Linked DNA regions of Homo sapiens: region 2 is linked to region 1. A link is a loop called in an ENCODE intact Hi-C map of the cell type or tissue named here. Cell type or tissue: MCF 10A. All regions are shown on one strand. Each heading gives the region's core, and the rest is flanking DNA. Links, peaks and the distances in the headings are about the cores only. Region 1 overlaps SLFN12L (schlafen family member 12 like). Region 2 overlaps LIG3 (DNA ligase 3).

Evidence for each region. A loop is a pair of places that touch in the nucleus more often than their neighbours do. Peaks named below come from ENCODE experiments on the same cell type or tissue, not always from the same donor. Only the 100,000 strongest peaks of a DNase experiment are listed, where the experiment ranks them.
Region 2: it touches region 1 in a loop (4-fold over the local background); 7 of 110 quality-filtered maps call a loop at or near these places.

The regions. Positions count from the first base shown.
Region 1 is chr17:35,532,032-35,534,941 of GRCh38, forward strand. The region is part of intron 1 of SLFN12L (schlafen family member 12 like); the gene reads right to left. Among named protein-coding and RNA genes, the nearest start is that of SLFN12L, 4.2 kb to the right of the region's middle. In MCF 10A, for the core only: a CTCF peak has its summit at 1,458 (motif pointing left); a DNase peak (open chromatin) is centred at 1,460.
Region 2 is chr17:34,996,714-34,999,623 of GRCh38, forward strand. It overlaps LIG3 (DNA ligase 3), which reads left to right. Exons shown (of 20, transcript NM_013975.4): 12 at 1,025-1,112; 13 at 1,506-1,583; 14 at 1,891-2,014; 15 at 2,594-2,736. Among named protein-coding and RNA genes, the nearest start is that of LIG3, 18 kb to the left of the region's middle. In MCF 10A, for the core only: a CTCF peak has its summit at 1,674 (motif pointing right); a DNase peak (open chromatin) is centred at 1,658.

The DNA.
Region 1 (2,910 bases), core at 200-2,699:
AAAAAAATCAATACACAGAAAACTCTAGTAGATTTCTTCCTCTAAAATCATACCTGAGAAAGATTTGGTTCCATCAAAATATGTATTAAGAAATTTGAAAACATAAATGAATGGTTTTTAAAAATAGGCACAGGCCGCGCACAGTGGCTCACGCCTGTAATCCTTTGGGAGGCCGAGGCGAGTGGATCACCTGAGGTCAGGAGTTTGAGACCAGCCTGGCCAACATAGCGAAACCCCGACTCTACTAAAAATACAAAAATTAGCTGGGCGTGGTGGCACATGCCTCTTATGCCAGCTACTTGGGAGGCTGAGGAAGGAGAATTGCTTGGACCTGGGAGTTGGAGGTTGCAGTGAGCCGAGATTGCACCACTGCACTCCAGCCTGTGCAAAAGGGAGTGAGACTCCATCTCAAAAAAAAAAAAAAAGGCACAAAAGCAAAGCTTGTTTAATAAAAAATTGATAGTGCAGATAAATCAATAACAGAATAAAAAGCCTGAGGGACGTTATCAAGAAAAATTTTATAAAGTACCTGGCTCCGTTGGGATTACTGGAAAACTTTTTTTAAAACTTCAAAATCAGGCCAGGCACCGTGGCTCTCACCTATAATCCTTACACTTTGGGAGGCCAAGGCAGGCATATCACTTGAGGCCAGGAGTTCAAGACCAGCCTGGCTAACACAGTGAAATCCTCACCCCTACTGAAAATACAAAAATTAGCCAGGCATGATGGCAGGTGCCTGTAATCCCAGCTACTCAGGAGGCTGAGGCAGGAGAATCACTAGAACCCAGGAGGCAGAGGTTGCAGTGAACAAAAATCATTCCACTGCACTCCAGCCTGGTGAGACCCTGTCTCAAAAACAAAAACAAACCAAAAGACAAAAACAAAAAAACTTCAAAATCATATAATTATCACATTATTAAATATATATTGTTTGACACACAAAAAATGGCAGGCTACAACATTCAGTTTTATATACTTTATAAACAATATTATGGTGATCAATAATATTTTCAGCCTTATCTCTTATCATCTTAATAATATTACATTGTTTTACAATTTGTAAACATCAAATAAACAGAATTTTATATTCTGCTTTTATCACATAACACCTCTACAACCCTTTCAAGTTGTTATGCTTTTAGTTATATGTTACATTTCATCAAGAAGATGCTTAACACAATGTTGTATGTAGAAACTATTTTTAAAAGATGCATATTAATGAACTAGGTACTTCTCAATTGTTGAAATTGCTCTCAATTCATACTTAACCATAAATAATAGTCATAAATCATTTACTCAACAAATATTTATTGGAAATCTATTATTTGCCTAGCACTGTGCTAAATCCAGAAAAGACAGTGGTGAACAAAACAAACCTGGTCCCTGTTCTTGAGGAGGTTGACAGTAAACAAGTGACTCCTATGGACAAAAGTTTAGAATGTCAGGGGAGCTTAGAATGGAAACACTGCCCTCACCTGGCAGTTGGAGAGGGAATGGGTTCAGAGAAGGATTTCCAGAAAAAGTAACATTTGAGTTAAGATCTGAAGAATGCAAATGAGGTGAAGAGTTAATTTGGTGAAGAAGGGGGGGAAGAATTTTCTAGACAGAAGTAAGAAGGAGTATGTCAAGTTCAAAAGACTGACAGCACAGAGCTGGAAGGATAGAGGCAGGAGATGAGGTTGGAACCATGCTCAGGTGTCCAGCTGTGCATTGTCTGGTAAGCCACTTTAAGGGTTCCTGGCTTTACCCTAAGAGTAATGGGAAGCTGGCCAGACACCATAGCTCACGCCTGTAATCCCAGCACTTTGGGAGGCCGAGGCGGGCAGATCACCTGAGGTCAGGAGTTCGAGACCAGCCTGGCCAACATAGTGAAACCTCATCTCTACTAAAAATACAAAAATTAACCAGGCTGCACCTGTAGTCCCAGCTACTTGGGAGGCTGAGGCACGAGAATTGCTTTAACCTGGGAGGCAAAGTTTGCAGTGAGTCAAAATCATGCCACTGCACTCCAGGCTGGGCAACAGAAGGAGACTCTGTCTCAAAAGAAAGGCCTGGGCACGGTGTCTCATGCCTGTGATCCCAGCACTTTGGGAGGCCCTGGTGGGCAGATCATGAGGTCAAGAGATGGAGACCATCCTGGCTAACACGGTGAAACCCCATCTCTACTAAAAATACAAAAAATTAGCCGGGCATGGTGGCACATGCCTGCAGTCCCAGCTACTCGGGAGGCTGAGGCAGGAGAATCTCTTGAACCCGGGAAGCGGAGGTTGCAGTGAGCTGAGATCGTCCCACTGCACTCCAGCCTGGCAACAGAGCAAGACTCCGTCTCAAAAAAAACAAAAAGTAATGGGAAGCCATTGGAGGTTGTTAAGCAGGAAGACACAGCATCAGATGAACATTTTTCAAAGTCCTTTCTAGCTGAAGCAGGTTAGAGCAGTCATGGAAAAGACCTTTCAGGATATGGTTTCAGCAGCCCAAATGAGAACAGATGGTGATGTGGACTAAGGTGGGGACAGTGGAGAAGTAGGCAGAGTTGAGAGAGATTTAGAATTAAGCCGGCAGAGTTGAGAGAGATTTAGAAGTAAGCCGAGGGACCTGGCAATTGATGGGAATTCATGTCTATTATTTCAATTGCTCCTCTTCCATCTCAATCCAATGGATAAGAACCAGAATGGGCCCAGTCACTGGCGGGAGCTGTTTATGAGATACTGCTTCTCACCCCAGATTAAAAACCATAGCTTAGCCAAACATTGAAAGGGAGAAAGGATCCAAATGTGGAGAGAGAACCTGGATATATGCCAAAGCTTAAGCAGCCAAAAGCAGAAATCTCTATCAAGGCCTGGGATCAAGAGTTCTGATACAGGAAGAGCTAATCAATCAAGAGCAAATAAAAACAAAGGGCATAGTAGG
Region 2 (2,910 bases), core at 294-2,793, 540 kb before region 1:
TGAGGAAGATGGGGGCTTCAGGTTGGAAAGGAGGGTACAGGGAACCAGCTGGCACATACGTTTGTGCTCAGGAGCTTGCCAAAGGCAATGGCAAGAGGGAGCTGAGAGGAAGCACAATTGCTACATGATCAGTTCCCCATTCAGTGTAAGAAAGAGCCCATGTGTTGACTCCATCTCTTCTCTGAGAGCTTAAGTCACAGAAGAAACCCAAACCCCCAAAGAAGTTTCTCTACTAAAGCAAAATGGACTATTGCAGAGAAATAGACTGTGAGCATATGGGGTTTCAGTTTATTTCTCCAATGGCACCCCTAGGGGCTCCAGTGGCACCCCTGGGGGCATAAGGCAGATGGTTTTCAGCTCAGAGGTTTTGATTTCAGAAGAGACTGACAACAGGAAGCTCCGGATTATAGGGGAGGCCATGGGTGGGACCATCTTGGAGAGAATTAGCAGTCTTGACTTAGCTGCATCCATATGCTTGTGCCTGAGAAACCAGTATCAGCCCTTTCCTCACTTAGAAATGTATCTCTACCCCTGTTCCTCCTGCAACAGCCACATCCTTGATTGGGGAAGGAGAAGGAAGTAGAGAGGGAAGGAATTGGTGGGGGTAGGATTTGGGGTTTGGGTCCCAAGGCCTGTCTCAGCCTGCCTACCCCGGGGTTGGCCTTGGGATCGGGGCAAAGCAGGGTGCAGGGGATAAAAAATGAGAGTTGGAGTCGTATTTCAAGTGGGACCAGAATTTATACAATCTGGGCTACAGGCCAGTTCTCCCTTGGCTCGCTTGATGAAGTAGAACTAGGAACTACAACTATGAACTGGCTCTATGCCACAGCTCACAATTTTCCATCTTCGGTCACGATGGAGCCCTTGTAGCCCTTGACAGCAGAACTGTTACACATGAGGTCTTTGATCCATGGCAAACCCTTTCTTGAAGTAGCAGTTTTATCATTGTGGCCCTTCCTTCCTCAGAATTCCTAATAAGGGAGGGAGGATCCCGGCCTAACCTCAGCTCTCCTGTTCTCCTCAGACCTCTGTGTGAGCGGCGGAAGTTTCTTCATGACAACATGGTTGAAATTCCAAACCGGATCATGTTCTCAGAAATGAAGCGAGTCACAGTAAGTGAAGACCCTATGCTAGGCAGTGTCCTAGAAGTTTGAAAGCAGGGCAGAGAACTCCTTGGGTCAACTGCGACTGGAAGAATAAATCTTAATGTCTTATGGAGCCTCCTGATAATGTTGGCCTTTGACTATTGCATATGTTGCCTGCTAGTCTTCACCCAGAAGGGTAGGGCATGGAAATCCTTCCTAGGTAAGCCTCCTGTGTTTCAAAGCCACAGCAGCCCTCTGTTTGGGATGAGAAGCAACCTGCTTTCTAACCCTTTGTCCCTTATATTTCAAGTAAGGGTGTTTCCAGTGGACACTTAACTAGTGTGTGAAAAGGAACAACCCCCACTCACTCACCACCTTCTCCACTCTCACACCAACTTCAGCATCTCTCTTGTCCCTCAGAAAGCTTTGGACTTGGCTGACATGATAACCCGGGTGATCCAGGAGGGATTGGAGGGGCTGGTGCTGAAGGATGTGAAGGTAAAGTGGCCTCGCTTGGCTTCTCCTGTCGACTCACTCGCAGCCCTCTCCCCTGAGCCTTTCCAGCCCTGACCAGGAGATGGCGGTGGCAGCCTGCAGTGGTTGGGGTGGCTGCTGGGGAAGTGTGGGCAGATGTGTCCTGGATCTGGAGGACTGCTTTGTGTGTCTCCTATAGTGCCTGGAGCCTGAGGGCTCTTACCCTGAGGGAGGGGCACTGGGCTAGATCTGGTGTGTAGCAGTGAAGGGGTGAACCCATCCTCATGGAGTTGCCTTTCTATTCTGTGGTCTCTCTTTTGCTTCCCTTCAGGGTACATATGAGCCTGGGAAGCGGCACTGGCTGAAAGTGAAGAAAGACTATTTGAACGAGGGGGCCATGGCCGACACAGCTGACCTGGTGGTCCTTGGAGCCTTCTATGGGCAAGGGAGCAAAGGTCAGGGTGGCCTCTGCCCCCTGGGGTGGTACTGTTTTAGAAGGTACCGCTTGAGGTACAGGCTGGCCTTGTTACTGGCTTGATCTGCCAGCATGGCCAGTTATGACTTCCGAAGTCCTAGGATCTAGGGCCCCAAGCTGGCCTGAGTCACCTCAGGCAGAGCTGCTTACTCGGTTAGGGAGAAGTCAGAATAGAGTACCCTATGCTAGCCTAGCAGAAGGACGCTTACCACCAATTATTTCGTCAGGGCCTGACAGCTTTCTCCTCAGGCAAAATCTCTTTCCTGACTGGAAAGGAAGCTGGAGTCTGAGGAACTAATACTTTTAAGCAATCTATCATGTGTCCAACACAGTTCAATGCCCCAGAGCCCAACAGGTTGGGTGTGATTATCCCTCATTTACAGAAGAGGAAATTGGGGCTTATAAAGGTTAAAATTACACAGTTAGTAAGAGGTAGCTCCAAGAGGTAAACTCTGGCACTCTGACGGCCAGGACCCAAGGTCCTCTCCCTGGCCCTGGGCTCTTGGGACTGGCAGAGATGGCTCCTCCAACCCACACTCATCTCACACTCCCCTCCCAGGCGGCATGATGTCAATCTTCCTCATGGGCTGCTACGACCCTGGCAGCCAGAAGTGGTGCACAGTCACCAAGTGTGCAGGAGGCCATGATGATGCCACGCTTGCCCGCCTGCAGAATGAACTAGACATGGTGAAGATCAGCAAGGTGAGGAAGGGACCTGGTTGGCCATGGCCTCTGGACTGGCCGCCATCACTGAGACAGAGGCTGTGCTTTGGGGACTACAGGTATTTCTGTCTCCCCAGAAAGAAGGGTTGCAGCTTGCTCAGGGGAGCAGGATTAGGCCTTATAATCTCTGAATGCCTTCTTGTGGAAAATGGC